Regions from separate parts of the Homo sapiens genome. Here region 1 is linked to region 2. Evidence: read pairs that join two places in POLR2A ChIA-PET (ENCODE). Cell type or tissue: PC-9. All regions are shown on one strand. Links, peaks and the distances in the headings refer to the core of each region. The heading gives the core; the rest is flanking DNA.

The links. Peaks named below come from ENCODE experiments on the same cell type or tissue, not always from the same donor. Only the 100,000 strongest peaks of a DNase experiment are listed, where the experiment ranks them.
Region 1: POLR2A ChIA-PET joins it to region 2 with 16 read pairs; 3 of 35 experiments call an interaction of 5 or more read pairs at or near these places.

Annotation. Positions count from the first base shown.
Region 1 is chr1:116,579,881-116,596,279 of GRCh38, forward strand. It overlaps IGSF3 (immunoglobulin superfamily member 3), which reads right to left. Exons shown (of 11, transcript NM_001007237.3): 8 at 8,814-9,224; 9 at 4,765-5,172. LOC105378924 (a long non-coding RNA gene) reads left to right here and starts at 13,271. Exons shown (of 3, transcript XR_947737.3): 1 at 13,271-13,430; 2 at 15,104-15,188; 3 at 15,453-15,861. In PC-9, for the core only: no CTCF peak of the experiment used is centred there; DNase peaks (open chromatin) are centred at 6,181, 7,131 and 9,651; H3K27ac peaks cover 2,276 bases.
Region 2 is chr1:116,787,521-116,803,919 of GRCh38, forward strand. No RefSeq gene overlaps it. Among named protein-coding and RNA genes, the nearest start is that of CD2, 41 kb to the left of the region's middle. In PC-9, for the core only: no CTCF peak of the experiment used is centred there; no DNase peak of the experiment used is centred there.

The sequences.
Region 1 (16,399 bases), core at 2,657-10,656, 210 kb before region 2:
GGGAATGACAAGGGACAAACAGGGAAGGGGTTGTTTAAATTTATTTGCTCAAAATAAACTAAATGTCCATCATTAAACACATGATAGTAACATCCATACTATAAGATATTATGCACCTATTGAAAAGGCATAGGCAGTGCTACAGGTGGAAGTTGATCCAAGAAAAATTGTTAAGAGTACAGAACAATGTTACTGTCCATGTCATTGTATGCAGAAAACATATTTTATTTTGACATACATATCTGTTTATATCTGCATAAAATATCTGTGGAAGAATTCATAAGAAGCTGGTAGTGTGGTTCCTTATGGGAATCCCGGGGGGAAGAGGTGTTTATTTTCACTGTAACCCCTTGTAGTGGCTGAATAGTGTCCCTCCAAAATGCATGTCCACCTGGAACCTCAGAATGTGATTATTTGGAAATAGCAACTTTGCAGACGTAATTAGCAAAGAGGAGGTCTTGCTGGATTGGGGTGGGCCCTAAATCCAGTGGCTGGTGCTATGAACTGAATTGGTCCCCCTCCAAATTAATATGCTGAATTCATAACCCACGATGTGACTACATTTGGAGGTAGGACTTTTAGGAGGTAATTAAAGTTAAATGAGGTCATAAGGCTGAGTGAGACCCTAATCCAGTAAGATTGGTGTCTTATAAGAAGAAGAAGAGAGATCTCTCTCCAGGTGCATGCACCGAGGAAAGACTATTCAAGGACACAGCAAGAAGGCGCCGTCTGCGGGCCAGAAGAGCTCTTACCAGAACTTAGCCATGCTGGTGCCCTGACCTCAGACTTCCAGCCTCTAGGACTGTAGGAAAATACATTTATGTTGTTTAAGCCACCCAGTCTATAGTATTTTGTTATGGCAACTGAGCAGACTAAGATAACTAGTGTCCTTATGAGCACAGGAGAGAAGACAGAGAGAAAGTGGCCATATGATGATGGAGGCCCAAACAGGAGTGAAGCAGCCACAACCAGGGAATGTCTGTGGCCACAAGGAACTGGCAAAGGCCAGGAAGCATTCTTCCCTAGAGCCTTCATGGGGAGCATGGCTATGATGACATCCTGACTTTGGACTTCTGGCCTGCAGAACTGTAAGAGAATAAATTTCTTTTGTTTTAAACAATCAAGTTTATACTAATTTGTTATGGTAGCCCTGGGAATTTAAAACACCCATGCAGTAACTTAAATTTAAACTGTGTGCATGTAGCTTATTGCCTAAAACACAGAGAACCCAAGGAGATCAGTATCTCTCCAAGGATTAAAGCCAGATAACAGACGACAAGGCTGAAAGGGCCCTTCCCTGTGAGCACAGATGTCTCAGGAGGATGTACGCAAAGTGTCCTCCCTGCTTAGGCGGGAGACACAGAGTAACCACAGAGAGGGACCCCAAGCAGGTGAGTCACATCTCACAGATGCCAACAGACTTGAATCTGTTTTGCTGTCTTTTTTTTTTTTTTTTTTTTTTTTTGGCTCACTGTAATATGTTCTAAACAAATAATTCACTCCCTAACTCCTAAAAGGCCTCCCTTTGGCTCTGCTTATGAAATGTTCATGAAAGGTGCCAATGTAATGTAAACTGAAGTAGAGATACCAAATCAGATCCTACTTGGATGAAGACCAAATAGGAGCACTTTCCAAGTATTGTCCTGGGCTTTCAATGAATTGGCTTAGTGTCGCTCACAGGTGAACATGTCGCTCACAGGTTAACACAAGGCTGGGCTTCCCATTGCTCTTGTGGGGGCTCTGCCAAGCCCCTCTGCACCCACCTCCTGCACCCATCTGGAATCTCAGTGTGCACTGCTGGCACAGGAGGGCTCAGTAACCAGCTACAGGTGGCAGGCCCAGCTCTCTCAGGGACAAGAACATGCTTGAGAACAGAATATGGCCGGGTGGGGACTATTCAATCAGTTCACAGGTAACTCAAACTCACTCAACTCCTCAGTTGTAACTCCAAGGCCATTAGAGAGCCCTACTAGAGACCAAGGGGAGCCCCCCACCCCATGCTTTTCTCCTCCAGAGTCTAACATAGTATCCCCACGCTCCTGGTGACTGGCTAAGGTGTCAAGGGAGGTGGCCCTGGGCGATGTGCAGTGGAACTTATCATGGCCAGGGGCAAGATGGCCAGAGACCATCAGTTGAGCTCCTCAGAAACACCTCCTCCCTCTTCAATCTCCCTTTGCTTTCTTGTCTTCTAACCGCTTAACATTTTTCTTGGCCCCTTCAAATGCCTTGTCTGCATAAATGACTCAATACAAGTTTTTCGACAGAAATTAATTTCCACCTTCCCACAATCTCTCTCCCCTTAACATGTTTCTCTACCAATTTAGTTCCCTGAATCTGCCCCCTTCTAGAATATGCCAACCCTCCTCCCTGTTTGGACTTAAATACTCTCTTCTTTTCCAAGTATAAGCCATGGAAAGATGCCGACCTCTGCCCCTGCTGTCTGCGTGACACTAACAGCTCCCCTGGATCTCACTGTGACCGCCAATTCCTGGCCTGTGTGTGATGATTGTGGTTTTCTCCCTTCCCCAGTTGTGTGAGCCCAACACAACTACTAATCGACTCATCTGCAATCTTAGTGAGGATGGGAGCCCTTCATTCCATGTATTTCAGATTATTGTGAATGTCAACTCTCAGCAGTGGAAGGTGATTATTTTCCTAACAATACTTTTAGAGCTATATTATTTCAAGTCTTCCATGTGTTTAACGTATCCCTCCGAAAAAAATCTTTGAAGTACGTCTGCACAATGAATGTTATGAAACCAGTAAAAATGGTGGCTATGAAATGCTTTCACAGACATGGGAAAACGCTCATAAAAGAAAGTTGAGTGGGAAAAAAGATCACATAAAACAGTAAGATCCTGAGTTTGTTTACAGACAGAGGAAATATGAAGACATGAGGCAAAGACCAAAAAATATACACCAAATTATTAATAGTAGATATTTGTAGGCCGTGAGATTATGGCTAACCTTTCTTTTCAAAATTATACTTTTCTGTTTTCCAATGTTTTGTAATTAGTACAATCAACTTATGCAATCAGGGACAGATGGACAAAGGGACGGGAAGGCAGATTGATCCAGGCTTGCTCACAGGGTTGAACAGGAGGCAGACACAAGGCTAACGGTTCAGGTCCATGTTGGAAGCACACAGTGTGGCAGGAGGGAAGCCTGGGTGGTCACTCTGCCTGCACCTGCTGGCTGGGTGGTGATTCGCTCCATGCTTTGGTCCCTCATGAGTAAAACCTACCACTCAGAGTTATTGTGAAGACTGAACATAAGTCTCCTAACTGTGGCTGGGATGTAGCTGTACTCAATAAACATCTGTCTCCTCCCACTCCATCTGGGAGCCTCAGTGTGCTGACCTGCAGAATGGGAGGGAGTTGAGGGAGTGGGGGCACTCAGCTGCCATTCTCTACAATTTCACCTTCGGGAAAAGACATGCAGCCATTTCTAGGCAAGGTAAAAAGCAAAAAATATAAATAAGTAAAAGCTCACGGAAAAATAGGAGTTAACTCAAAGTGGAGGCAATGTTCCCTGCAGTTTAGGCAAGACACAGGCGAGTGAGATACTGCCCATTTCCTATAACCAAGGCTGCAGTGCCTCCCTGAAGCATGTTCCATGACATAAGAGACCTGGCACCACCCTGGAGATGCAATATTCCACCAACGAAATGAGCTGCTCTACTCAGACATGAAGACATGGTGAAAACTTCCAGTAGTGCCCAAGGCCACAAATGTGAATGTCAGGATGCTCAGAAAACAAACAAGATACTGATGGGGTCACGAATTCACTTCTCCTCCAGGTCCTTACAGGAACCATCGACTTTTCATTCTAATATGAATGGATGATGCTGTGATGTTGCAAAGGACATGGGAATCCTGCACATCGTAGCTTTGATTATGTGTTTAAATGTGCAACAACAATTATACCTAGTAATTACATGCATTTAGATATTTAGAAACAGCAATAAAGACAAGAAAAACAAAAGGCCACACAGAATAGTTATTAGTACTAATAAAATTATTGGGACCAGGCACAGTAGCTCACACCTGTAATCCCACCACTTTGAAAAGCCGAGGCGGTGGTGGGGGTCACGAGGTCAGGAGATCGAGACCAGCTTGGCCAACATGATGAAACCCCGTCTCTACTAAAAATACACAAATTAGCCGGGTGTGGTGGCATGAGCCTGTAGTCCCAGCTACTTGGGAGACTGAGGCAGGAGAATCACTTGAATCTGGGAGGCGGAGGTTGCAGTGAGCCGAGATCGCACCACTGCACTCTGCACTCCAGCCTGGGTGACAGAGTGAGACTCCGTTTCAAAAAAAAAAAAGTATTGGGAAGTGACAGAGTGAAGGCTGCACACAATTCATTGTTTTCTATTTAAAGCATGTAAATCGATTACTTTCCACTGAAAATCCACAAGCTGAATTTTCTCAACAACATGGTTATTGTTTCAAGATTTTTGTCATATCTGCCCTTTGTTCCAAATCTGGAAAAAGGAAATATTCTATGACCTGGAATAATTAATGGCCAGATTTTATTCTATTTAAGAAATCAAATCACCTTAGGCCAAAGCCAGACGTGCAATTTTCCATTCACAAGAAAAAAAATTCAGGCAATTTTGAATATAAATGCATATACATGTAGACACTCATATATTTAACTGCAAATAATTTATTAATAAACTAATTTTATCCAGTGCATAAAACAGTATACTTAAATGGGAAACACCAGAGGGAGTGGAAGCTTGGGGACGTGGACCCTCACCTGGTCGCATGACTGTCAGAGCTGTCTGCCCAGCGGTGTCCTCTGCCCGCTTATACCACATGCCACTGGGGCTGGGCAGCCACTCCTCCACATGGCAGCTGTAGGTCCCGCTGTCCTGCACAGCCACGTTCTGGATGAAGAGACGGTACACGCCGGGGGAAGGACTCTCCAAATGCAGCCGCCCCTTCAGATTGTTCTTGGCTGCCTGCTCTCCATAGTGGAAGGTGGCGTCACGGCTCAAGCGGGCCACAGTCTCCCGCTCAGGGTGGTTGGGCTTCCATACAAACCATTCCACCATGAGCTGGGAGGTTATGCTGGTGCGGTTGAGAACCACACACTCCAGCTGTACCTGCCGGGTCTCCAGAACCGACAGGTTCCCCTGGGCTTGGCTGAGCCTCAGGCGGCTGTCTGGAACAGTAAGGAAGAGACGTCAGCGACAAAAGGACAACAAGCAATTCGTACGCACCCTTTCCCAGGGTAGGTGAATGGATGCCTTCCAAATACAGAAGGACGGCAGCACACACTCCATTAGGAGAAACGTTTCTCAGATGTGGCTCCCTAAACATTCTGAGTTCCTTGATCGTGTGTCGGAATGCCTGGGTTTCAAGGAGCTCAATGTTACAATAACAGCTGTCCCAAAGTCGTAGCCCTCATCAGTTCTGATGCTCACAGGAGGACAAGCACAAGCTGTAGAGACTGCACATCCAAATGACAACGGACCACAAAACATGTCGCTGGCCGGGGCAGGTGGCTGGGAAGGGCGGGGGAAGGGGATGGTGAGAAACCTCTGAAAAGCAAGAGTAAACTTTTAAAACTGATCATATGGTGGCTAGAAAATGCTGGGCCACCAACTACAAAAGAACTGCAGGGGAAAGCCAGTTTAATCTGTTCATGTGTTAGCCCTACGAATTGTAGTCCAACATCCTTACAAAAACCCACACAGGTTCCTTCTCAGGTTGGGAATGGAACTGATATGACATCAGTAAAGAAAAGACTGCCAGACAAGGTGGCTCACGCCTGTAATCCCAGCACTTTGGGACGCCGAGGTGGGTGGATCGCTTGAGGCCAGGAGTTTGAGACCAGCCTGGCCAACACAATGAAACCCCATCTCTACTAAAAATACAAAAATTAGCCAGGTGTGGTGGTGTGCGCCTGTAATCCCAGCTACTCGGGAGGTGAAGGTTGCAGTGAGCTAAGATCGTGCCATTGCACACTCCAGCCTGTGCAACAGAGTGAGACTGTCTCAAAAAAAAGAAAAAGAAAAAGAAAAAGAAAAGATTGCTACTGATGGAACTGGGTGCTTTGAAAACTCAGCCAAGCAGAGTCTCCTCCAGTAGAAAAATGTCTTTAATGACAGCATGCCCCGATGGCATGCTTGTAATTTCACAAGGGCCCAAATGAGTCTATCAGGACCAGAGGTATCTAGAAGCTGTGACACTATGAATGCACAATAGCACCTCAGGAATGAGACTTCTGAGTGACATCAGAGGAGGGGAGGTTGGGCACTTTCACTCATTACTTTCTACACACTTCAATACTGCCTGAATGTTTTACAACATTCATGATTACTTTTGTAATTAAAAAGTCAGAAAATATAAAATAACAAAATATATTTTAAATAACCATTCTCCCTTTCTCCCTCCCCATCCAAAAAATACATATGTAAAAGAAGATATTGACTCTGGTTGTCTCAGGGTTGAAAGGTTATTTTCTTTGTTGAGTTTTGTTTTTTTGGGGGGGATTTTTGTGTGTGTGTGTGTGTATGTATTTTCCAAAAGCTCTGTAAGTGTAGGCTTTCTCAGCAGGGAAAAGGAAAGAACTAGAAGCAGAGAAAAAAGAAGAAAGAAAACAACACAAAGAAAGAAACGAGGAAAGCTGTTTTACTCGGTGTCCTCTGAGTTCCATGTTTACGGTGTTAAAGTTCACTGTAACAGAGACTTCACTAAATGTGTTGAGGGGGGTCCTTCTAGTCCTTCCGCACTGTCCCACTTAGCTTGATTGTAGTCTCAGAGAGGGAAATCCCCTCAATAAATTTAGGATCCTCCAAGAATCTCTTGGTTTCAGTACAAATGAGGAAAGGAAAAAATGGTGATGACTAGAGTGGAAATGCAGAGTGGTGGGGGTGATCATGTTCTTTCAGTAGAGAAAATAATCAGAACTGAAAACAGATGAAAAATAGGAACCAAAAGAACACTGGTGGGCCTAATGACAACCTTCAATGTTCAAAAGCCCCAGGGACTGGCCTGAAGTCAGGACATATGTCACCGAAAATGCCAATGGGAATCACTTCAGACCAGAGCTTCCTGTTTAATGCACCAGCAGAGGTTAGCAGAAAATGCCACCGAGAGGCCAGTGAGAATCTCTGGAAATATAATAACCTCAGGCAAAGGAGGGGAACAGACTCACTGCATTCAGCAGGGCACAGGCCACATGTGGAGTTTGGTATCGGGTTCCACTGGCTTACTGAATAGGCCTCCTTAGGAGACAAGCAATAGTGAAGAAAACCAAGTCCCTATGCTTACTCAGGAGGCTTCAATTCTAGTAGAAGAGATAGAAAACAAATGTGTGTGTGTGTATATATATATGTATTCTAGTATAAAAATAATAAGACATAGTAACTGATAAGTCAATTATAAGTAAATACTTCATAATTACTTATATATGAATAAGTAAATTAACAGAATGTCAGGTGGTGATATGTGTTGTGAAAGGGCCGGGGAAAGGAAATCTAGAGTGATGAGGGGGCTACATTTAAGTTAAAATGAGCTAGGAATCCCCCTTCACGGAAGAGCAAGACAAATGAATATCTATGGCCAACATGTTCCAGGCTGACAGAACAATAAGTACAAAGGCCTTAGGGTGATCAAGGAAAGCAACCATTTATTCCTTATTCAACCAATATTTACTAAAAGTACCATGCCAGTGGCTGAAGATATAAGACACAGCCCTGTCCTCAACATGCTTACAGAGTAGTACAGAAGAAATGCAAACCATTATTAGGCTATGTGTTTTAGAAGGGACCCCTACTGGTATGGGAGAAATCAGGGTAGGCTTCTTGGAGGTGGTGCTGAATGAAGTCTTAGGGATGGAGTGAAGACAAGGGAGAAGCAGCAGGAAAAACACATTTCAGACAATGAGGGCAGCACAAGCGAAGGCACGGAGATGAGGCTCTGGGTGGCAACACAGCACCCCCCATGGCCCATCAAGAAGGACAGGCAGTGACAACAACGAATTGCAGGGATGTGAGAATGAGGGGTGGAGAGGCCCTTCAGGCTACACTATGTGAGAAGTTGAAAGGACTAGAGATCTTTAACAGAGAAGGGGCATACATTTCATGTATTTGAAAGGAAATGACGCAGACTTCTCTTTGGTTGTTCCAGGGGCAGATCTAAAAAGGGAAATTACAGGAAAGTGAACTTTTTAACAATCAGAGCTGCCCAAAAATGGAACTGAGGCTTGCGGACTGAATAGCTCTCCCTCCCTGGAAGCATTCTGGCAGAGGTTGAGTGCCACCTGTGAGGGAGAGGAATAAGGGCTACACCATGGGATCAAGGAAGGGCCAGAGGAGGAATGATTCAGTTTGGAGATAGGAAAGGCTTGTCTGGGCGGGCTGGGAGCTAAGGAAGAAGGGGGATGCAGATGCATAAAACCAGAAAATGCCTTCTAGGTAGGAACTCTGGGTGTGGAGCTGGTGTCAGCCCAAGATTCAGGGTGCAAACTGCAAACCCAGAAGAAGATTCAGGAGCTGCCATGAACCCTGCCTTGCCACATTTTGCTAACCACAGCTGCCCTGCTCCTTGGTGAAGATGGTATCCACAGAAGCAGAGTCAAGGATGCTTCCATGAGTCTGCCGTCAGCATCAGGACCCACTGCAGGTAAAATGGATGGGATTGCAGTGTGCTAGGGTGATGGTCCGTGTACCTGCACCCATACTCAGCATGCACCTTGCAGACAGTCTCTCCACACCAGCCCCACAGATCCCCACCCACCCCCAGGCAGTCTCTGCACTAAACCCACTGGCCCAGGACAGCCGTGCCCTGCGGCCTTACCTGGCTGTTTCACAGTGACTTCTGTGCGCCCAGAAACCTCCTCTGCCAGCTTGTACCAGGCGTAGTTGGGGCTCAGCAGCCACTCCTCCACGTGGCAGTAGTAGCTGCCGCTGTCGCTGACCTCGGCTCTCTGGACGGTGAGGCTGAACAGGCCCCCCGACACATGCCTCTCAAACTGGAGCCTGGCTCTCAGGCCCTCCTCCTCGGCGTAAGTACCGTATTCAAAGGCGGAGTTGTGGGTGGTCTTCAGGATAAGCTTGCCATCGGCATCCGAGGGCTTGTGGACATACCAGAGCACCGCAAAGTGGGAGTTCTGGCTAGTCTGAGACTTGACTGAGCAGTTCAACTGAATGGGCTTGTTTTCCACCAGGGTGAGGGTCCTCTTCGATTTGCTCACCTGCAGCTTTGTCACTGCAAAGGAAAGGGGAACACAGGAATCACCACAGACTCCCAGAAACGTGGCCCATCCACCTCCAGGCTCTGAGCCAGGTTTCCTCCAGCACAGTTCCTGGGGGATTTAACACCGACTGGCTTCAGTGTGAGGAAGGCAGCACGGAGCCCAGGCCACCGCTAAACATCCTTCCCTGTCTCCTCCTTGCCATGCGCCTGGCTTAGGCCTTCACCATCTCTCCCCTATCCACTGCCTGCACAGCCCACCATCACAGGGCCTCCAAGGGTGATCCTGCTGAAATACAAATCTAGCTATATCAGGTCTCTGCTTGAAAAGTTTAATGGCTCTGAACTACCTACGGGCCAGAGAGAAACAATTCCTTTTCACAGCACAAAGTCCCTTCAGGATCTGGCCTTCACCCAAGTGTCCTGACTCATCTCTCACGACTCACCCTCAGGCACCCTCCACAGGCGCATGCCCCTGGTGCAGTTTCCCTGAGCCCTGGCCTTTGCCCTTGCTGTCCTCTCTGCCTGTCTCCTTCTGCCACCTCCCACCCTGACCCTTCTCTCCACTTATCCCTCATTCCCGTCCCCCTGGGCTCCATACCCTTCCTCAGCACCCTCTATATATCTCTGGGCTGTGTGTCCTCACATCTCTCTCCCATATCCTAGATGGTGAGCTCCCCCAGGGCAGGGATCAAACTCCTTCCACTCAATCAGCCAGTATTTACGGAGTGCCCACTCGGTTTCCCACAGGATGCTAAGTGCTGGGGATGCCCTGAAGAGTAAGCCGGAGTCCCAGCCCTCATGGGGTGGACTGCCTAGCGGACATTCTTATCGCTGCACCCCCAGAGCCTAGCACAGCACCTGGGCCAGGAAAGCATTTGATCAGTGTTTGCTGAAATAGGTGAACGAGTGGGTGAGCGAATGAGAGCACGTTGGAGAAACACGGCAACAGGTAATTAGAGGATGCTGCGGGCGGGGGGAGAGGGGGCTTCCTCTGGGGGAGTGAGAGAGAAGGCTGAGAAGACAGTAAACCACGGGACAAGGCAAAGCCAACTACAATCCTCCCTTCTCCTCACTGTCCTGCTCCAAAAACAGACAAGAGGGCAGCCTGTGGAGCGCCTCCCCAGCAGCTAATTAATGACGATGTTCACCTTGCCAGTGGCAAGAAGCCAAGGTCTAATGAAATCCATCTTAGGAAGGTGATTTGAGATCTCACCCACCCCATCATCATTAACCTCGGCTCTGCATTCCCCTACCCAAGCCTTTCCCGCTACTAAAAATGAAAAAAAAAAAACAAAAAAACAATTCTAAGTTCCTCTTAGGGAACTAATAGTACAAGAATTGTTCCACCTCCACCACTCTCTTCACACTTAGTTTTTCCGCCACAGGGACCAAACCACTTCCCAGCTGAGAAAGAAAGCAGGGGCAAGGTGCAGATTCCACCCAGGGACAGCAACCTAGGCCTCCTCCAACCGAGCTTGTGTGGAGGGCAGGGGCAGGGGCAGGGCAGGGATGCCTGGCCAGGCTCCAGCACTCTACTGGTCAGACTCTTGTCTCTTTAGTCCAGCTCAACCCCAGGAACTGCATCCAGACCCAGGACCCAGCCCACTGGTCATGACCCTGGCCTGCCAGCTGGCTTAAGCTTGGTTTGGCAGCATCAAGGGTTGATTGAGTCCCATGCATCACAGAACCAAAACTTGTGAAAGCCACAGACTGCCACTTGGTCTCCCTGTAACACACAGACAAATGTTCTGAATGGATGGAAGGATTTAGCAAGCCAAGGTGTGGCAAAGTCCAATTCCCAATGCCATGACTGAGCAACACTGCGGAGCATCTCCCGCAGTAAATCGGACATTCTCTCCAGGAAGACTTGTTGAATTCACAAACCCACAGACCTTCTCACGCCATCAAGAACACACCAGGCACCACTTAGAGAGAAATCCTGTGTGCCACGGCCCCACCCTCCCGGGTTCATCTTTTTTGTTAGCAAGTCCAATCTTCTGCCTTCTCCCTTCTTCAAATGCAGAAAGTCCTCTAGGGCACACTAGGAATCCAGGACAGGGTTTACCATTAAGCTCCCAAGCTCTGGAAACTAGATTTGCATTCGCTTGCCAGTCGACTTTTCAGATTGGATTCCTATAATACTTGAAACAACCGGCTCCCTTTTCATTCCTTTCCAACCCAATTCACCGCATGCAAATGATATCTATATCAGTGCAAATGACACCACCTGAATTATCTGGTTCTTGGCCAAAAAAACTGGGTTGTTCAGCATGGAGTAGAAAGAGCTTTAAAATGTATTATTAATTGGGGCCGGATTATTTTTGCAACTGTTACTAAGGAAACCTCAATTGCTATAGTAACTGCATATGTTAAACTGGAATCCTATGACTAAACTTCTATTCAGTCACATGGTCTGAGAACATGAATTCAAGGAAGAGAAATGTTTCAAAGCATTTCCATTTTTTTTCCTTCCCATGTCAAAATATTGTGAAGTGTTGAGAAGCTTGAAAGAGAGGCATTTTTTAAATTTGGTGCACGTCTGACAGGTGGGCAAGGGGTCAGCTCCTATTCTATGCTCTGGATTTCCTCCCACATCTCCAGGGCAGGTAGGACCTTTCCTGAGGCACAGGGGAGACTGGAATCTCCACATATAATTAGGGAGCCCTCCCATGTCCTGCCAGAGCCCTGCCCTGGGCGGTGTACAGCTTGCGTGCACCACCTTCCTCCACAGAGCTAGGAGAGCCCTGCCCACTTAGAGACCACAGGTGTTTTCATCTGCAAAATAAGAACAATGTCTCTATCTCCATTAGGAGTTTTGTGCAGACTAAAAGCAATGGTCTATAAAAAGAGTTTAGCACAGAACCTGGGATATAACAAACACCCAGTGAATTTTAGCTATTCTCATTCCTTTTTGGTTTCTGTGCCTTGTCCCAAGTTCAAAGTTCAACACTTAGAATGGGAGTTGTCAAGCATAAGTGGCAATCTTCCTGCTCAAAGTGCTGTTCTCGGACCAGCAGCACTGGGAGCTTGTTAGAAATGCAGACTCTCAGGCCCCACCCCAGACCCAGTAAGTCAGAATCTGCACTTTAACAAGATCCCCAGGTGATTCACAAGTAGCTTCAAGCCTGAGAAACCCTGGACTTGGCCGTGTGAGTGAATGGGCTTTGAGAGGCCATAAATGCAGACGTGAAAGAAAAGAGTGAGGCTTGGTTAACCCCCAACAGTGAATTGGCAGGAGGAAGAAAGAATCCAGCAAGAGACAGGAAGAGGGTCCGAGAGTTGCTCCAGCTCACGCCAGCAGCTGCCTTCACAGCAGCCCCCAGAGGCCAGGCCCTGCTTTGAGGGAGTGGCCCTTTCTTTCTGCAACTGGAGAGTTTCCTTCCCAGGCTTGTGATTAAAACTTGGAAGATCTGTGTTTTGTATGGTAGGAGAGGCTGTTGTGTTTGTTACAGGCCAGGATAGGGTGGTTTCAAGGTGAGACATCAGGAAGAGGGAAGAACTTCGCAGCGGAGACCAGCAGCAGCTTTCTCAGCCAGCCTACCCTCCCTTCGGATTCCACTCTGTGCGTGCTCTTCTCACTCAAAACTCATTTATTTCTTCAATAAAGGATTCCCTTACGCTCTACTATAGCTGTGTTACTGCTGCCTTACAACGAAGGTAATTCTTAAAATCTTCTCTTTCTTACAAAATTCTAAGCATATGCAGGGCAGGGACTCTGACCCAATCATTGTTAAACTAATCAATGAATGGTTGAATAAATGTGGTTACTTTTCAAAAGGAGGGGCAATTCTGATTTTGATAGAAAAGAGAACATTTCAAAAGGTATATGGCCCCTGAGCTAGGCCCTGAGAAACAAGCAGAGAAGGAGAATCAAAGGGCACGCCAGAGAGAGGGGACAAGAGGAAAAAGATGACAACTACCCTGTGCACTCTATTCAAGGAGGAGCAAGTGCTCAGGTGTAGTGGATGAGGTTAGAAAGGTAAGCTTCGGCCACACTGCAAGGGGCCTGCAGCTTGTACTTGATCCTGACCACCTGTGGCCCTCAGGGTGCACGCCATGGATCTGCAGATCAGCATCACCTGGGAATCTGCCAGCCCCTGCTAAGTCAGAAAAACTGCGAGTAAGGCTCAGCAACCTGCAGTCTCATGAGCCCTCCAATTGATTCTGATGCACATTCAAGTTTGAGAAGCAACAGCCGTGCTGCTGAGGTGGTTGCCGGTAAGTCTGGAGAAGGTGGTTTCTGTGCAGTGCTGTGAGCAGCAGCCAGAGTGGCACGTGCAAAGAGATGGGCACTGAGGGAGGAAGACACTGCTCTTTATTAAAGACAACAGACAGTAATGCTAGAGATAGAGGCGGCCAGTGGCTGCGGCAGGAGATGTTTCAAGTGGAGAGAAGCAAGTCAGATGAGAGACAAGGAAAGAATGCAGGGTGAGCTGCATGGGAAGCCAGTGGCACAGGCGCCTGCCAGTCAAACTGTTACTACCCCTGAGTCCCTCTGTCCTTAACACCCCTTGGCTCCCTGCTCTCTCCACATGACCATTCCCTATTTGGGCCCTCAATGATCTCTTTCTCAGGCTCTTGTAATTGGCCTGCATATGACACTCCCTCCCTCTCAGCCTAGCCACAGCCAGGGGATTTCCCTAAATGGCAAATGGGGCATGCTACTGCCCACGGCTGCCCACCCCACAGCCCGTGACAGCAGTTCTCAATAAGGCAGCTAATTGCAAGCAGGTCTCTGGTTGCCATATTGATTTGGGGAGGGGTATATATTCAATGGAATAAAGCCATTAAAGATGTAAAATTGTATCTGGGACAACTCCATGCAACAAAACTCTGCCTCGTGTCCTGTGTGACTTTCGAATGACATTCATATGGGCAAAAATTATGCCTCTGGGCCTAGAACCTACTTTCGTTTTACTATAATCACAATACTTTTATTTTGCATGGTTTTAAAATATGCCAGGTCAGTCAAGAGAGGATTTTCCTTTGTTTTGTTCAGAATTGTAGCAAGAGTTACTCAGGACTTCAGAAACCCTGTCAGGATGGCAGTCCTGCTCATGGTGCCAAGTCTGATACAGTGACTGTCAGTGTGCATTTAGAGACAGCGTTGACTGTGACTGTGCCTCCTAGCATAGCTGTCCTGAGCATTTACGCACTGAAACTCATTATTTTACTATGAACTACTTTTTTTAAAAAAAACTTTCTTTATCCCACAACTAGGACAATATAGCAAATTTTAAAGATATGATTAGGAATGTTATATTGTATATGAATTTCATTTCTGGGTAAAGGGAACATTATAAATTATTACAAAAATGGAGTATATGATCTGGGTATGAGCTAAAGTCCTAATTTCTGAGTTTAGGATATTCTCATTTATTTAGCAAACTTTCATCTGGTCCTATGTGCTCAGCACTATTCTAAGCACTTTATAAATATTAACTATTTGGTCCTCACCAATCCTATGAAATAAATATTATTCCCAATTTTATAAAGACACTTGCCCAAGGTCACACAGCTGGCTTAGTGGTAGAGCTGGAATTCAAACCCAGGCCGTCTGGTCTGTCCTTGCTTTTAGCTATTACATATGCCCACCCTCACCCCATGCTCCCATGTACAAAAGGGACTTCTTGATCCCTGCCAGCTTGCCTGGGGGTGAACCCTCCCCAGACCCCATGCTTTAGTCATCTCAAGATAAGCATGCTGCTCCCACCCTCCGTGACTATATTTATTCACACTCTTCTCTGAGCCTGAAATGCTCCACTCCTCCTTCCCAACCTCCCACCCTCACCCCTACCCCATTCCCTCCTCACGCCCCCTGCCCCCGTTCATGCCCTGTGCTGGCTCTGCCTCCACACCTGTAACGCTTTTCTGCTCTCCTTTGTCCCTAGGCCTGCTGCCTCCCACAGAGCCCGCAAGGCAGGAACGTGACACACCCATCTCAGCAGCCTCACCAGCATGGCAACCTGGCACTTAGTAGGTGCTCAATGCATGCAGAGAGACAGGGAGGGAGGGGCAAGGGGAAAGCAGCAAGAGTCTGCAGGTGGAAATAGCTAATGAAGGTTACCCAGATGTGCCCTACCCTGCCTTACCTGTCTGCAGGTAGGGCAGTGACCCTGGCTCCTTGATGCCAATAACAAGTGCCCCGGTGTTACCATGACAACAGGCCTGAGGGATCTGGGAGGGGCTGAGCTCTCCTCTTAGGGCTCTTGCACTGACACCCATTCTATCTTGGCACAGACAACAGGCAGAAGCCACCTGGGATGGAAGAAGGAGAACCCCAGACTCCCCTGAAAGAAGGCAGAGGCCAGTCCTCTGAGGGATGGGGCAGCCATCCCTCAGAATGTGAAAGGAGAGCCAGTGTTCACATGCTCTGGACTCATGGAAGTCAAAGAAAAGCCCTCTGCTATCCCAATCTGCCGGGTCAGCAATAAGAAATAGAAGAAAACCGATTTGGCAACATCCAGAGGGTATTAAATATTCATCCTGACTGCCCATCAGTAAAATCCCAGCAGAATACACCCTCTGACAAGTCGGCTTTCCACCACTAGAGGCTGTCCTCATGGAAGCTTGTTTATGGCTTTGTCAATTTTAATGTACAATATTTAATAGCCAAACCAAGATATTGTCATAAACATTTGGAAAATGAGTGCTAACATTTCCCTTACTGCTTCTGTATTTAAGGATATGTAATTGGAGGGTGTTTTGAGCTAAAGAAAATCAGAAGGAAGCAAGGCAATTATGCTTCACAATTAAAAGAGAAAAGAACTGATTAAGAGCTAATAATCAAACATGTGAACTGGCTGAAAGTCTTGCCTAAGCACCCCTTGAGGGGTCACACTATGTGATCAATGGGGATCAGACTAAGCTAGATCAATGGCAACGTTGACAGTGATGGCATTCCTTGAAGATTCTGTTGGGGATATGCATATGCAACAGGAAGCACACACAGGGAATGGTCAAATAACAGATCCACAAGTCAACTGTGCCATCCAACCAGAGATTCTGATGAATACTGATATGGGGGCAGGATCAGCAGGTGGCTCCAGCAGGGACGAGTCTGGGGCACAGACCACAAAGAAGCTTGCTGCGATAAATGATATCACAGCAGTGGAAGGCTGATGGTAAACAGACCAGCATGAGTGAGTCAACAGTCCCTGGGTTCCTATTTGATTCTGATGGAATAA
Region 2 (16,399 bases), core at 2,927-10,926:
AACAAAGAAACAATGGACTTAAACTATACTCTAGAACACATGGACTTAAGAGATTATTTACAGAACATTCTACCCAACAACTCCAAAATATATTCTATTCATCATAATGCATTCTATTCATCAGCACATGGAACATTCTCCAAGATAGACCATATGGAAGGCCACAAAACAAGTCTCAACAAATTAAAAAAAAAAAAGAAATTATAGCAAGTACTCTCTCAGACTGGAGTGTAATAAAATCAGAAATCAACTCCAAAAGGAAGCCTCAAAACCATGCAAATACTTGGAAATTAAATAACCAGCTCCTGAATGATCATTGGGTCAACAACGAAACCAAGATGGAAATTAAAAAATTCTTTGAACTGAATAATAATAGTGACACAACCTATAAAAACCTGTGGGATGCAGCAAAGGTAGTGCTAAGAGAAAAGTTCATAGTATTAAATGCCTACATCAAAAAGTCTGAAAGAGCACAAATAGACAATCTAAGGTCACACCTCAAGGAGCTAGAGAAACAAGAACAAAACAAATCCAAACCCAGTAGAGGAAAAGTAATAATCTAGATCAGAGCAGAACTAAATGAAATTGAAACAAGAAATAATACAAAAGATCAATAGAACAAAATCTGGTTCTTTGAAATGATAAATAGAATTGATAGGCCGTTAGTGAGATTAACCAAGAAAAGAAGAGAGAAGATCCAAATAAGCTCAATTAGAAACAAAACAGGAGATATTACGACTGATACCACAGAAATACAAGATTATTCAAGGCTACTATGAACACTTTTACATGCATAAACTAGAAAACCTAGAGGAGATGGATAAATTCCTGGAAATATACAATCCTCCTAGATTAAATCAGGAAGAAATAGAAACTCTGAACAGACACAAGCAGTGAGATTGAAATGGTAATTAAAAAGTTACCAACAAAAAAAAGTCCAGGACCAGACCGGTTCATGGCTGAATTATATCAGACTTTCAAAGAATTGCTACCAAGCCTACTGACACTACTCCAAAAGATGGAGAAAGAGGGAGTCCTCTCTGAATCATCCTATGAAGCCACTATCACCCTAATATCAAAACCAGGAAAGGATATAACAAAAAAAGAAAACTACAGACCAATATCCCTGATGAACATAGATGCAAAAATTCTCAACTAAATACTAGCTAACCTAATCCAACAGCCTATCAAAAAGATGATCCACCATGATCAAGTGGGTTTCATACAGGGACACAGGGATGATTTAACATCCACAAGTCAATAAATGTAATATACCATATAAACAGAATTAAAACCAAAATTCACACAATAATCTCAATAGATGCAGAAAAAGCATTTGACAAAATCCAGCATCACTTTATGATTAAAACCCTCAGCAAAATCAGCATAGAAGGGATACACCTTAAGGTAATAAAAACCATCTATGACAGACCCACAGCCAACATTATACTGAATGGAGAAAAGTTGAAAGCATTTCCCCTGGGAACTGGAACAAGACAAGGATGCCCACATTTACCACTTCTATTCAACATAGTACTGGAAGTCCTAGCCAGAGCAATCAGACCAGAGAAAGAAATAAAGGGCATTCAAATTGTTAAAGAGGAAGTCAAACTGTTACTGTTTGATTGTGACATGATCGTATACCTAGAAAATTCTAAAGACTCATCCAAAAAGCTTCTAGAACTGGTGAATGAATTCAGTAAAGTTTCTGGATACAAAATTAATGTACACAACTCAGTAGCCCTGTTATACACCAACAGCGACCAAGCTGAAAGTCAAATCAAGTACTTAATCTCTTTTACAATAACTGAAGAAAAAAAAAATACTTAGGAATATACTTAACCAAGGAGGTAAAATACCTCTACAAGGAAAACTACAAAACAATGCTTAAAGAAATCATAGACCCAGCCGGGCTTGGTGGCTCATGGGCTGGGCGTGGTGGCTCACACCTGTAATCCCAGCACTTTGGGAGGCCGAGGCGGGCAGATCACGAGGTCAGGAGATCGAGACCCTCCTGGCTAACATGGTGAAACCCTGTTTCTGCTAAAAATACAAAAAATTAGCCGGGCGTGGTGGTGGGCGCCTGTAGTCCCAGCTACTCCAGAGGCTGAGGCAGGAGAATGGCATGAACCCGGGAGGCGGAGCTTGCAGTGAGCCGAGATCACGCCACTGCACTCCAGCCTGGGTGACAGAGCGAGACTCTGTCTCAAAAAAAAAAAAAAAAAAAAAGAAAAAGAAAGAAAAAAAGAAAATGGCCATACTGCCAAAAGCAATCTACAAATTCAATGCAATTCCCATCAAGATACCACCATCATTCTTTGCAGAACTAGAAAAAAAAATCCTAAAATTCATGACCCAAAAAAGACTCATAGCCAAAGCAAGACTAAGCAAAAAGAACAAATCTGGAGGCATTACATTACCCGACTTCAAACTATACTATGAGACCATAGTCACCAAAACAGCATGGCACTGGTATAAAAACAGACATATAGACCAATGGAACAGAATAGAGAACTCAGAAATAAAGCCAAATACTTACAGTCAACTGATCTTCAACAAAGGAAACAAAAACATAAAGTGAGAAAAAGACACCCTATTCAACAAATGATGCTGTGATAATTGGCTAGCCACATGTAGAAGAATGAAACTGGATCCTCATCTTTCATCTTATACAAAAATCAACTCAAGATGGACCAACGACTTAAATCTAAGACCTGAAACCATAAAAGTTCTAAAATGTAACGTTGGAAAAACTCTTCTAGATATTGGCTTAGGCAATGACTTCATGACCAAGAACCCAAAAGCAAACACAACAAAAACAAAGATAAACAGATGAGACTTAACTAAACTAAAAAGCTTCTGCACAGCAACAGAAATAATCAGCAGAGTAAAAAGACAATCCACAGAGTAGGAGAAAATCTTTGCAATCTATATATCCAACAAAGGACTAATATCCAGAATCTACAAGGAACTTAAACAAATCAGCAAGAAAAAAACAATCCCATCAAAAAGTGGGCTAAGGACATGAATAGACAATGCTCAAAAGAAGATATACAAATGGCCAACAAATACAAGAAAAAGTACTCAATATCACTAATTATCAGGGACATGCAAATCAAAACCACAATGCGATACCATCTCACTCCTGCAAGAATGGCCATAATAAAAAAATCCAAAAGTAATAGATGTTGGCATAGATGTAGTGAAAAGGGGACATTTTTACAATGTTGGTGGGAGTATAAACTAGTACAACCACTATTGAGAACAGTGTGGAGATTCCTTAAAGAACTAAAGGTAGAGCTACCATTTGATTCAGCAGTCCCACTCCTGAGTATCTGCTGAGAGGAAAATAAGTCATTATACAAAAAAGATACTTGCACACACATGTTTATAGCAGCATAATTTGCAATTGCAAAAATATGGAACCAGCCCAAATGCCCATCAATCAGCGAGTAGATATATGTATGCCATGGAATACTGCTCAGCCATGAAAAGGAATGAAATAATGGCATTTGTAGCAACCTGGATGGAATTGGAGACCATTATTCTAAGTAAAATAACTCAGGAATGGAAAACCAAACATTGTATGTTCTCGCTCATATGTGGGAGCTGAGCTGTGAGGACACAAAGGCACAGGAAAAATACAATGGACTTTGGGGACTCAGGGGAAAGCGTGGGAGGTGGGTGAGGGATAAAAGACTACACATTGGGTGCGGTGTACACTGCTTGGGTGATATGTGCACCAAATTCTCAGAAATCACCACTAAAGAATTTATTTATGTAACCAAATATTGCCTGTTTCCCAAAAACCTATAGAAATAAATAAATAAACAAAATAAACTGAAATTAAAAAAAAAATAGTACTAACATTAAGATTGGTGTGGTAGCTTATGCCTATAATCCCAACACTTTGGGAAGCCAGGCTAGGAGGATGACTTGAGCCCAGGAGTTCAAGACCAGCCTAGGCAACATAGTGAGACCTGGTGTCTACAAAAAATAAACAAATAAATAAATAAGCTGGGCATGGTGGTGCATCCATGCCTTTAGTCCCAGCTACTTGAGAGACTGAGGTGGTAAGACTACTTGAGCCTGGGAGGTTGAGGCTGTAGTGAGCCAAGATCATACTACTGTACTTCAGCCTGGATGACAGAGCAAGACTGTCTAAAAAAACAAAAACAAATACAAAAACAAAATAAATAAACAACAACAACAACAAAAAAATAAAACAGAGTACTAACATCAGCAATAGCCCAGTGCCACCAGAGTTACCTGAGGTAAGACTGTTACAGACCCAGTGAGTGTTCCAATGAATAAATGAACCCCACACCAATAAGTCCATTAGGAGAGGCAAACCTGGACAGGAAGAGACAAGGTGCCTGTGACCTAGATTGGTCACTGTGTCATCACCTGCCCTTGCAGAGCTGATAAAGGGATTCAGCTGTGACTGTTGGTTACACCATAAAAACACATTTCTCTAAGAAAGCAAGGAGGAGCAAAAGAACAGAAATTCCTGCTACTTAGGGACTAGTGCACTTGTCAGCAGTGTGTCATATCACTTACCTCTCAGGGGCAGGATTTTCTTAGAAGCTTTAGTTAGGGATGTGGAAGAAAATCTCCATCTATGCTTCACAAAGATCTGTGTCTCAGGACCAGGTCCAAGGAGAGCCCACTGGTGTGATTTCTGAGAGATTAGTAAATCCTGCTGCCCCCTAAGTGGCTCCATACCACTGGCTGATAACTGAAATTCCACTATTTATTTATTTATTATTATTATTATTATTTTTAGATGGAGTCTCGCTCTGCCACCCAGTCTGGAGTGCAGTGGCGCGATCTCGGCTCACTGTAACCTCTGCCTCCTGGGTTCAAGTGATTTTCCTGCCTCAGCCTCCTGAGTAGCTGGCATTATAGGCGCACACCACCACATCTGGCTAATTTTTGTATTTTTAGTAGAGATGGGGTTTCACCGTGTTAGCCAGGAAGGTCTCGATCTCGTGACCTCCTGAACTGCCCACCTCAGCCTCCCAAAGTGCTGGGATTACAGGCATGAGCTACTGTGCCTGGCCTGAAATTCCACTATTTTTTTTTTTTTTTTGAGACAGAGTCTTGCTCTGTCACCCAGGCTGGAGTGCAGTGGCGCGATCTTGACTCACTGCAAGCTCCGCTTCCCAGGTTCACGCCATTCTCCTGCCTCAGCCTCCCGAGTAGCTGGGACTACAGGTGCCCGCCACAACACCAGGCTAATTTTTTTTTTTTTTTTTGTATTTTTAGTAGAGATGGGGTTTCACCGTGTTAGCAAGGATGGTCTCGATATCCTGACCTCATGATCCGCCTGCCTCGGCCTCCCAAAGTGCTGAGGCGTGAGCCACCGCGCCCAGCCGAAATGCCACTATTAAAGCTTCATGTTGCGTTGGATGCCGTGGCTCATGCCTGTAATCCCAGCACTTTGGGAGACTGAGGAGGGCAGATCACTTGAGTCCAGGAGTTCAAGACCAGCCTGGGCAACATGGTGAAACCCCATCTCTACTAAAAATGCAAAAATATTAGACGGGCGTAGTGGCATGTACCTGTGGTCCCAGCTACTCAGGAGGCTGAGGTGGGAGGATTGCTTGAGCCAAGGAGGCAGAGGTTGCAGTGAGCCATGATTATACCACCACACTCCGGCCTGAGTAACAGAGCCAGACCCTGTCACGAACAAACAAACAAACAAACAAAAACATTATGTTTTTCAGCATGAAGCAGTGATGAGCAACTTGAGGACTGAGATCTACATGGAAGAACCACCAGACTGGTGAATGATTTTCAGGATGAATGTCCAGATACTAACTTGTTAGTGACTAAAAAGCCATGACAGTTTCCTCATTGACATTTCTTTTATTCAGTAAAGCAAGTATTCCAAGTCTTGAGAATCTATGTTGTTTTCCTTGCATTTTCATTTCATGGAAAATAAATGGTATGCAAAGAAGGCTGCTCACCTCTGGTTTAAGAGTTTGAATACTGTTAAAATGCAAATCATCACAGAAGAGTGCAGCTTAAAAACAACAACAACAACAACTTTATTTTTTAGAGCAGTTTTAGGTTCACAGCAAAATTGAGAGGAAGATACAGAGATTTCCTATGTACCCACTTCCTTCATAAAGTCATAGCCTCCTGAATTATCCACATCCCCCACCAGAGTGGTACATTCGTTACAATGATGAACCCACACTGACACATCATTGTCATCCAAAGTTTACATTAGGGTTCACTCTTTATGTGCATTCTGTGGGTTTGGACAAATACATAATGAGATGTATCCACTATTAGACCATACAGAGTAGTTTCACTGCCCTGAAAATCCTCTGTGCTCTGCCTGTTCATCCCTCCTTCCCCCTAACCTCAGGTAACCACTGATCTTTTCGACTTCTCCATAGTTTAGCCTTTTCCAGAATGTCATATGGTATGTAACTTTTTCATATTAGCTTCTTTTGCTTAGTAATACGGATTTAATATTTCTCCATGTCTTTTCATGGTGCGGTGGCTCATTTGTTTTTAACATTGAATAATATTCCATTGTCTGGATGTTACTATAGTTTATTTATCCATTTGTAACCAAATAGCTTAACTTCAAAATGCATTTTTTTTAAATGTCCCCTTTCTCTTTTCTCCCTAGTCTTTAAATACAACCTTGAAGCAAACTGCAGAAGCCTTTTCCTGTAAGCTTAAGGTAGACTCTATGTCCCACCCTTTCCCACCATATACTCCTTTTGCATTTATCTAACTGTATGCTAGTATCTAAATATGTTCTTACTTAGAAGTTCCAGGGGCTAATCTTTTTTTTATGGAATACACAGGGATTTAATATAGTATGATCTAAAAATTATCAAAAGCTGCCTTCCAAGGGCTAATCTTGAGACAGAAAGACCAAGCCTGGAGACCCAGCTGCAAAATTCCAGAGATTACCTCAAGGCAGCTAGTCAACAACCCGGCCATTGTTCCAGGTGGACTGAGACCCAAGATAGCAACCAAACAAGACACATGGATCTTGTACTCAGCACAACTCCTGCATGCTTCACATGTCAAGTTCCTCTTATTTTTTTTTTTTTTTTTTTTACAGAATTTGTTCTGTCGCCAGGCTGGAGTGCAGTGGCGTGATGTTGGTTCACTGCAGCCTCCACCTCCTGGGTTCAAGTGATTCTCCTGCCTCAGCCTCCCGAGTAGCTGGGGTTACAAGCAAGCGCCACCACACCCAGCTAATTTTTTTATTTTTAGTAGAGAGGGGTTTCATCATGTTGGCCAGGATGGTCTTGATTTCTTGACCTTGTGATCTGCCCTCCTCGGCCTCCCAAAGTGCTGGGACTACAGGCATGAGCCTCTATGCCTGGCCAAGTTCCCTTTTTTAAACTCTTGTTTTCTCCCCAGAAATTTAAAGTGATTACTTTGGATGGGGATCTGGTCACTTTCACTTCTGCTTTACTAGTTTTGGTTAATAAAGTCACTTTCTTTCTACCATATCTCACTCTTGTCATTGGACCTTGCAAGTGGCAAAGCAGCCAGACCCGTGCTCGGTTACACATTCACCTACTGAAGGATATCTTGGTTGCTTTTAAGAATTGGTTATTATGAATAAAGCTGAGTGCAGCCCTTTTTGTATGGAAGGAAGAGCATTTTGGCAAGGGTGCTGAAGGCATAGAAATGGTAGAAAGGGGCAGGAGATTAATGTGGGGAAGGGAGTTGGGGCAACCCACCCCGTACACAGCTCTGCCTGTGGCCAGCCCTGCTCAGAATATACTGGGCCTTAGAGCCCCATAGCAGAGGAAATGAGGCTGTGGCATGCAGGGCAGCTGGCCTGGTGCCCTCCTAAGTAGCTGTCAATCCCATGGAGCCCTCCACTAGTAGCCTCCAAGAGCTGCCTAGATGTTAGAAGAGAAATCTGTCCTTTTTAAAGCCAGAAAGTCCCCCCTTCCAGAGAAGGGACTCTTTCCTCAACCTGGAGCTCAGAGGAGAATCTGTGCTGGAAAGGCTAACGGAGTCTTGATCAGTGGGAGCACTCCTTGGGGGAGCACTCCTCAGGGGAAACACTTCTCAGGGGGACCTCTCCTCAGAGGGAATACCCTTCAGGGAAGCACTTCTCAGGGGCACTTCTCAGGGGAGCACTCCTCAGCGGGAGCACATCTCAGGGGAACTCTCCTCAGAGGGAACACTCTTAGGGGTAACTCTCCTCAAGGGAAACACTCCTCAGGGGAGCACTCCTCAGGGGGAGCATTCCTCAGGGGGGAACACTCCTTAGGAGGAGCACTCCTTGAGATTACCGCAAGGCAGCTAGTCAACAACCCGTCCATTGTTCCAGGTGGACTGAGACCCAAGATAGCCACCGAAACAAGACACATGGATGTTGTACTCAGCACAGCTCCTGCATGCTTCACACGTCAAGTTCTTCTTCTTTTTTTTTTTTCTTTTTTTTTCTTTTTTGACAGAGTCTCTCCTCAGAGGGAGCACTCCTCAGGAGTAATTCTCCTCAGGGGTAACTTCTCTTAAGGGGAAGTCTTCACAGGGACCATTCCTCAAAGGGAGCTTTCTTTCCTCTATGTGCTTTCCACCTGGCAGGGTCTCAGAGCCATATGTGCTCCCACTTCCTTACAGGGCAGGATCAGATACCACCATTTACACCCTCACTGAAAAGGCAGTCACACACACTCATACTGTAAGGGAGGAAAAATATCTTTTTCTTGACCCAACTTAGATTCATGGCTGAGGCCCCTGTAACAAAAAACAGATTAAAAAAAAAGAAAGGTCAAAAACAATGTATTTAACATAAATTTTACATGACACAGGAGCCCTCATCAGGAAATGAGGAAACAGGTAAGCCTGAATATTTTCATGCTAGGTTTGATGAAGCACGGACAATCGTGGAGAAATATGAGAGGAGGACAAAAGGGAACTATTAATGGTGACAAAACTGGGGAAAACTTAGCAAGCCTTGTTGTTCAGATTCCCCTCCATGTCCCTGTGTCTCCAGGGACAAGGATGCTCCTTTCCCCTGGGTGTAGGGAGGGAACCGTTCACCTCTCATGTGAAGGTTTTATGACCTGCTTCAGGGGAAGGTGAGAAAATCCTTCCTACGTTTTATGGAGAAGATTGGGGAAGGTTAGAGAGACTTTCCTGCACATGCTGTTTTCTCAAATTCCTTCAGCTTAGAATATTTTGGACTAGCATGTCCTGAGCCCCATCAACACTGATGCTTTCCCTTGCTAGGCCATGTGAACCTTATGAAAAAAAAATCTAGTGGCTTCTAGGAATTTCAGCAAGTATGTAAAGAAAATGCCAAGGACAGTCAGAGAACCCGTCTCTTTGCACCCCAAATCGTACTATGCTTGTGGCTGGTCCTGGAGTGCAACCTGGAGCTCTGAGAAGGGCTGGGAATTAATAATAAGCCATCTCTTCTGTGTGCTGCCCTGAGATGTGGGAGCACCTGGCTTGGACCCCTGCACAATGCAATTATTGTACCTTCAGCCCAGGGATCTGAGCCCCCTGAGCTGGCAGGAGCTCTCAGAACATCCACCGTGAGGCAGGCATGTGCTATGTGATGTCAGCACTGGTGCTGCCATGAAACAAGCTCATGGAAACAAGTTGGGCAGAAAGGTTTTGAAAAGTCAGGAACATCTTGTTGAATAACAAAAAACGAGTACGATGTAAGAACTTGTTTTTAGTGGAAAATGACTCTTCACATGACTTCTGTATGTTCACCTCTCTACCAGTCGGTTAACTGGCAGGAAGCAGGATGTCACTCAGATGGCTCAACTAGAGACTTCAATAGAGGGACCACTTAGGAAGTGTAGGCAAGGTCAAGGAAGCCAATAGGGATGTTGAGGCACCTAGAGGCTAGGAACTGCAGGAAGCTGTTGCTCTCCTAGACCAGAAGGGACAAGGGGTCCAATGAGAGCTGCAGCTGTAGAGAAGGGGTCCCCTGGAGAGAGCAGCAGCCATGGAAAAACAGCTGCAGTCAAGATAGAGCACAAGAGCAGGAAAGGGTGTGGGAAAACTCCAACTTCTCTTTCCTCCTTGTTGGCGCCTCCCATTGGCCAACCCAACTGGAAGTCAGGTGGTCAGGGAGTGCAGGTGTTTCAGCCCATAGGGGTCAACTTCCTGAGGCACAGAAAGTCAGAGAAGGCTGGTGAATGGACTCCAGTGTAGGGGGCCAGGTGGAGACTTAACTGGTATTGTTATGTTGGGTGTGTACATTCTCTAGATACAGTACGGTTATAAAATCCATTCCAGATGCGAGTCCCCTGCATTTCCATTCCATGTGTCCTCCGCCTCCCCCACTTCACTGTACTTACTAGGATCCATCCTGATCTTCATGAATCATGAAGACTACCTTGGATCTGCTACATATATGAGTCAGACTATTGGCTCTTTGAGAAACTCATTTGCTTTCTGTCCCATAGACATTGGTCAGTAAATGTATAATGGCGGAAGGGCTGCAATGGGATTAGAGAGAGTTAGTGTTCATCTTTCACTAAGATCTGCTTCCACTCCCAGCTGGCTTCCAGGGAATAAAGCCTCCTCACAGAACACACAGAGGTGGTGCAGAGAAAGCCCTAGGACCACACGAATACCACCAGACCTTGAAATGTGGGAAAAGAGGGCTGTAGGAGGCAATTCTGAATTTTTGTTGGCATGAATGAGCACATAAAATCACTTAGAGTGTTCAGGAAATTTTTCAGCCCTCTTCATTAGCTATCTTGCCTCCTTCCCCCTCAACTTTATTTTTTGTTTGTTTACTTCTTCTTTCAGGGGACCAGAAAAATCTAAGATGTGCTATTTATTTACTCATTCATTCATCCATACATTCCTTCAGTCATTTTTTACTGCAAATATCTATGGTGCCAGGCACTGTGTTAGGCACTGGCTTTAGAAGGGTGAAAATTATGAGGCTGGGCATGGTGGCTCATGCCTGTAATTCCAGCACATTCAGAGGCCTAGGGGGGTGGATCAACTGAGATCAGGAGTTCAAGACCAGCCTGTCCAGCATGGCGAAACCCCGTCTCTATTAAAAATACAAAAATTAACCAGGTGCAGTGGCATGCACCTGTAGTCCCAGCTACTTGGGAGGCTGAGGCAGGAGAATTGCTTGAACCAAGGAGGCAGAGGTTGCAGTGAGCTGAGACCAAGCCACTGCACTCCAGCCTGGGTGACAGAGCAAGACTCCGTCTCAAAAAAAAAAAATAAATAAATAAAAAAAAATAAAAACAGAAGGATGAAAATTAGGCTAGCTGGCCTTGAAAACTCACCATTCATTTAAGGTGTACACACACATTGATTTCCCAAGTCTTATCAGCCTTGGGGGTAAACAAGGGCATGAGTGACAAGTGCAATGGTATTTAACTCTGAACACCCACAAGCAGTTGTTAAACTCCAAGCCCCACTGAGAGTCCTAGAGGCAAACACTCCCAAAAGCTGCAGAGGTTTTCCCACATCATTACCATCATGTGCCAGACAGCCCTGCTGCTGCTGTTGCCTGAGCAGGAAAACCAGGGACAGTGTCTCTGCATTGGGAGCCTTGGGTGGGCTTATGAAGCAGTTTCTGTTGAATCTCCTGCATCCAGTGCGATTTCCACATTCTCAGAGAAAGCCCTGTGGCCCTAGAATCTCCTTTCATCTAGGCTGTCACTCTTTTTCAGTGTCTCAAAGAAAGCACCTACAATTTATTGAATCATTTAGTTATTTTACCTAGAGCAATTTCAGTCAAAATATATATGATATGAGACCTTTTCCTGTTTTGCAAAAATATTAGAGCATAGGAAAGTGCTGACTGGGGAAGATGGGGAGGGGAGATTCCTGGGGATTGGAGGACCAAACAGAGGAGCCCGAGGGCCAAGACCAAACTTCCTTACTTCACACCCTTACCAGGGGTGGCCCTGCTGGGTTGCAGCAGACAAATAAAGGTTGTGGGCCTTCTGTGTCCTGTTAGGCAACAATAGTGGGTGCCTTAGGTGGGTGTAAAGTTCTTGATGATTTATGACATGCCAGAACTTGCCTGTGCTTAAAAAAAAGTCCTAGACGGCCGGGCATGGTGGCTCATGCCTGTAATCCCAGCCAAGGTGGGTGGATCACAAGGTCAGGAGATGGAGACCATCCTGGCTAACACAGTGAAACCCCGTCTCTACAAAAAATACAAAAAATTGGCCGGGCTTGGTGGCGGGTGCCTGTGGTCTGAGCTACTCAGGAAGCTGAGGCAGGAGAATGGTGTGAACCTGGGAGGCAGAGGTTGCAGTGAGCCAAGATCACGCCACTGCACTCCAGCCTGGGCGACAGAGCGAGACTCCATCTCAAAAAAAAAAAAAAAAAAAAAAAAGTCCTAGACAACAGGGGACTGATGTCTAAGACATCAGATATACACTGCCAAACATCAGAACATGAAATTTTTCCTGCTAGATTCCCTCTATAGTTTGTCTGTCCACTAAATAAATACATGTTGATCTACTGTGGCAAAGAACTAAGAAATGTGTACAAAACAGCTCATTCTCTCAAAATGCTTAATTTCTAGCCAGAGAGGTGATATATGGAAGGATGAGTTTTTTTCCTTCTTGCTCACCATCCTTTCCTCTTTCCAAAGAGTAAATCTCACAAGGCTACAATAATAGAGGAAGGGTTTTTTGGTTGTGACACCTAGGTCTTGGAAAGGTCCAGCCTTTTCTCATAAGATAACAGGAGATACATCAGTAGGAGGTTAACATCTGCTTTCTGAGAGATCTTATGATAATTTTAAATATTCCAAGTGATGGTCAGTCTCCTGGGACTTCTCCTTTCTTCTACTTCAGCACCCAAAGTTCTCCTCTCCACCTCACATTTCAAGAGGAGAAAGAGTTGAAACAGAAAGTAATTGATAAGGTGTCCTGACGACGTTTAGACACAAGAAGAATCAGGACTTCGGGTGGGTGCTATGGAGAGAAAGGATTAAAATAAGTGTAGTGGGAGGGAAGAGGAGGAAGATCCAGGGAAGGGGCCCTGCCACTCAAAGCTGTTGCTCTGTGGCAGATCCCAAGGCCTGTGCCCTTGAGCAAATTAAAAGACAAAGTAGACTAACCACTGGGATCATAAGCATTTGGATTAGAAGGCTTTGGATGATCAGCAGAAATGAAGAGCTGTTTTTATATTCTTCATGATTCTGGTTGTGTGTTTGACCTGAGAAGACGTGGATCAGATCGTCTTCCCACTCCACCCCACCTCCCACCTTCCTTCACCAGCACAGTCCTGGATGACAGAGCCTAGGAAATGAAGAGAGCCACTCTGGGAGCCGACTGATCAACAACTGGAGGGGCACTCTCGTTCGACTGTACCACCTTCCACAAGAAGAGGGTGGTGCTCAAGTTCCAGACATACACAGAAATATTAAGTAGAACCCATGAAGTGCTTTGCAAGTCCAGAGTAAAGAGATGTTAATTCTTTCTGCTTTGATGAAAGATAGGTTTGATGGAGGAAGTGGCATTAAAAGGGAGCTTTAAAGGACAGCCGTAATCTTAAGTTCGTGGAGACATAAGGGGAGGAAATTCCAAGCAGAGGGAGCAGAGGTGAAATGGGAATGGAAATGAGATGTGTTGTCTTTATGTATCATGGGCATCATGGGATATCATGTGGAAAATCAGTGTGATTATTTATCTCTACAATGCTGACCTCTTTATACCTTTGTAATAATAACATTGGCAGGAACTTACATAAAATCCCAACTGGAACCAAATATTCATTTCTTATTTTAACTAAACCACAGATGAGATCAAACCAAACCCGAAACACACACACACACACACACACACACACACACACACACAAAATTGTTGATAAGAAACGTATATTTTTGAATCCTAAATTATTTTCCTGTTCTAAATATAATACCAAATTTATTCAGTAATCTGAGTTTGTAAACCTCCTTATTAGCACACAGATTTCAGTGAGCTGGGGCTATATATAATGATACTGATTTCTGCATGTAGTGTGTGGAATTAATTGTCATAATTAAACCTCTGTACATTGCTATATCCACAGGCTATCAGTCAGAGTCCATAATTGAAAACACAGTCACCTGCTTAGCTAGGTTAAGCAGAAAGAGACTATACTATGGGATGTTAGGTATCACACACTCCCTGGGAAGTCCAGAAGGTCAGGACTGGAAGCTACACAGTCAAGTGTATCACTCATCATAGGACTGAATCTGCAAAGACCACACAGAGCAGCACTGCAGAGCCCACTGGTGATGCTGGGCACTGTACATCAGAATCTCTGCCTCTGCTCTCTAGAAAAGCAGACACACTGTCACTCTGTCTGCCAAAACATGGGTCCCATGTGTTCCTGCTCTTCCTGTTGCTTCTTTCCAAATGTAAGTCTTATCAATATAAGGCTTGGATACATCAGCTCTAATGTACTTGGTCCACCCGATGGGCAGAGTCTAGGAGGCATGCCTGCCCCCTACATCTGCACTGGAATCTGGAGAAATGAATCCTGACTTCCGACTTGGAAAGTGCAAGTCCGTAATGTGGGAAGAGGCCCAAACATAAGATGTTGAAACAATGCAGGGTGGCCACAAAGCCTGACAGAACTCCACTATACCAGGTGCCATGGTGCTACATCAATCCATTTTATTTTTCTGTGTTCAATTTGTTTAGCACATAGGAGATTTCTGTTTTGGGCAATATCATGAACAAAAGAGCCTGAGAAAATATCCCACTGTAAGACATTTAGAAATGCTGAATAAAATATGTCAAAACTCCTCTGAAAGGCAAAATCTTCACAAAAATGGTAGTGAAATGATACCAAAATGAAACTGAAGCTGGAAAACTTAGTGAAGAGCTGACTCTGAAGCTGTAGACATCCTTTGGAAATGTTCTAATGTTTGTAACCCAGACTTTGGGGTTTAATGGTGTAAGGAGTAAAGTTAAAGCCTCAGGCCCTTAGAAAGGTAGGAGTTGGAACAGAGACCCTCATATAATGTTGACATAGTCAAAAAGCCTCAGTGAAAGAGTATCTACAGGAAAACTGCTCAAAGCGAAGGGACACATTGAGGGAATTTTTGTCAGTGTGCATTGAAGCTGTCTAGAAAAAAAGTCTCCCCTAAAACTGAATTTGTGGGCCAGGCGTGGTGGCTTACGCCTGTAATCCCAGCACTTTGGGAGGCTGAGGCAGGCAGATCACCTGAGGTCGGAAGTTCGAGACGAGGCTGGCCAACATGGCGAAACCCTGTCTCTACTAAAAATACAAAAAATTACCCGGGCGTGGTGGTTGGTGCCTGTAATCCCAGATACTCGGGAGGCTGAGGCAGAAGAATCACTTGAACCCGGGAGGCAGAGGTTGCAGTGAGCTGAGATCATGTGACTGCACTCCAGCCTGGGCAACAAGAATGAGACACCATCTAAAAAAAAAAAAAAACAAAAAAAAAAAACAAAAAAAAACTGAATTTGTGGCTGGGTTTTGCATTATCTTTGTAGCTCAAGAGGGTATAAGCTGAAAATTTTACTGAGGTGCCTCCAGGTTTGTAATATGCATGGTGACAGGTAGAAGCAAACATCAATTGCCTCTAGAAGGCATATTCTTAATCCAGGTCTCTCAGGAATCCCACAAATGAAGTCCAGCCAAATTTAAGATCACCTCATGAAATTGTAAAAGGCCTAAGAAAACAAGACATCCCTAGGCAAGAGTCAATAAAAAAATAATCAAATGGTCAGGTGCAGTGGCTCACGCCTGTAATCCCAGCACTTTGGGAGGCCGAGGTGGGCAGATCACCTGAGGTCAGGAGTTTGAGACCATCCTGGCCAACATGGTGAAACCCCATCTCTACTAAAAATACAAAAATTAGCTGGGCATGGTGGTGGGTGCCTGTAATCCCAGCCACTCAGGAGGCTGAGGCAGGAGAATTGCTTGAGCCCAGGAGAAAAAGGTTGCAGTGAGCCAACATGTTGCCATTGCACTCCAGCCTGGGTGACAGAGTGAGACTCTGTCTCAAAAAAAAGAAATCAAAATAGGTCACCTATGATAGGGGTCCCCAACACTTGGGCCACTGCACAGCAAGAGGTAACCAGCAGGTGAATGAGCATTACCACCTGAGTTCTGCCTCCTGTCAGATCAGCAGTAGCATTAGATTCTCATAGGAGGGCGAGCCCTGTTGTGAACTGTGAACGCGAGGGATCTAGGCTGTCTGCTCCTTATAAGAATCTAATGCCTGTTGATCTGTCACTGTCTCCCATCACCCCCAGATGGGACTGTCTCATTGCAGAAAAACAAGCTCAGGGCTCCCACTGATTCTACATTATGATGAGATGTATAATTTGTTTCATTATATATTACAATGTAATAATAATAGAAATAAGGTGCACAATAAATATAACGCACTTGAATCATCCTGAAACCATCACCCCGCCCCAACTGCCCT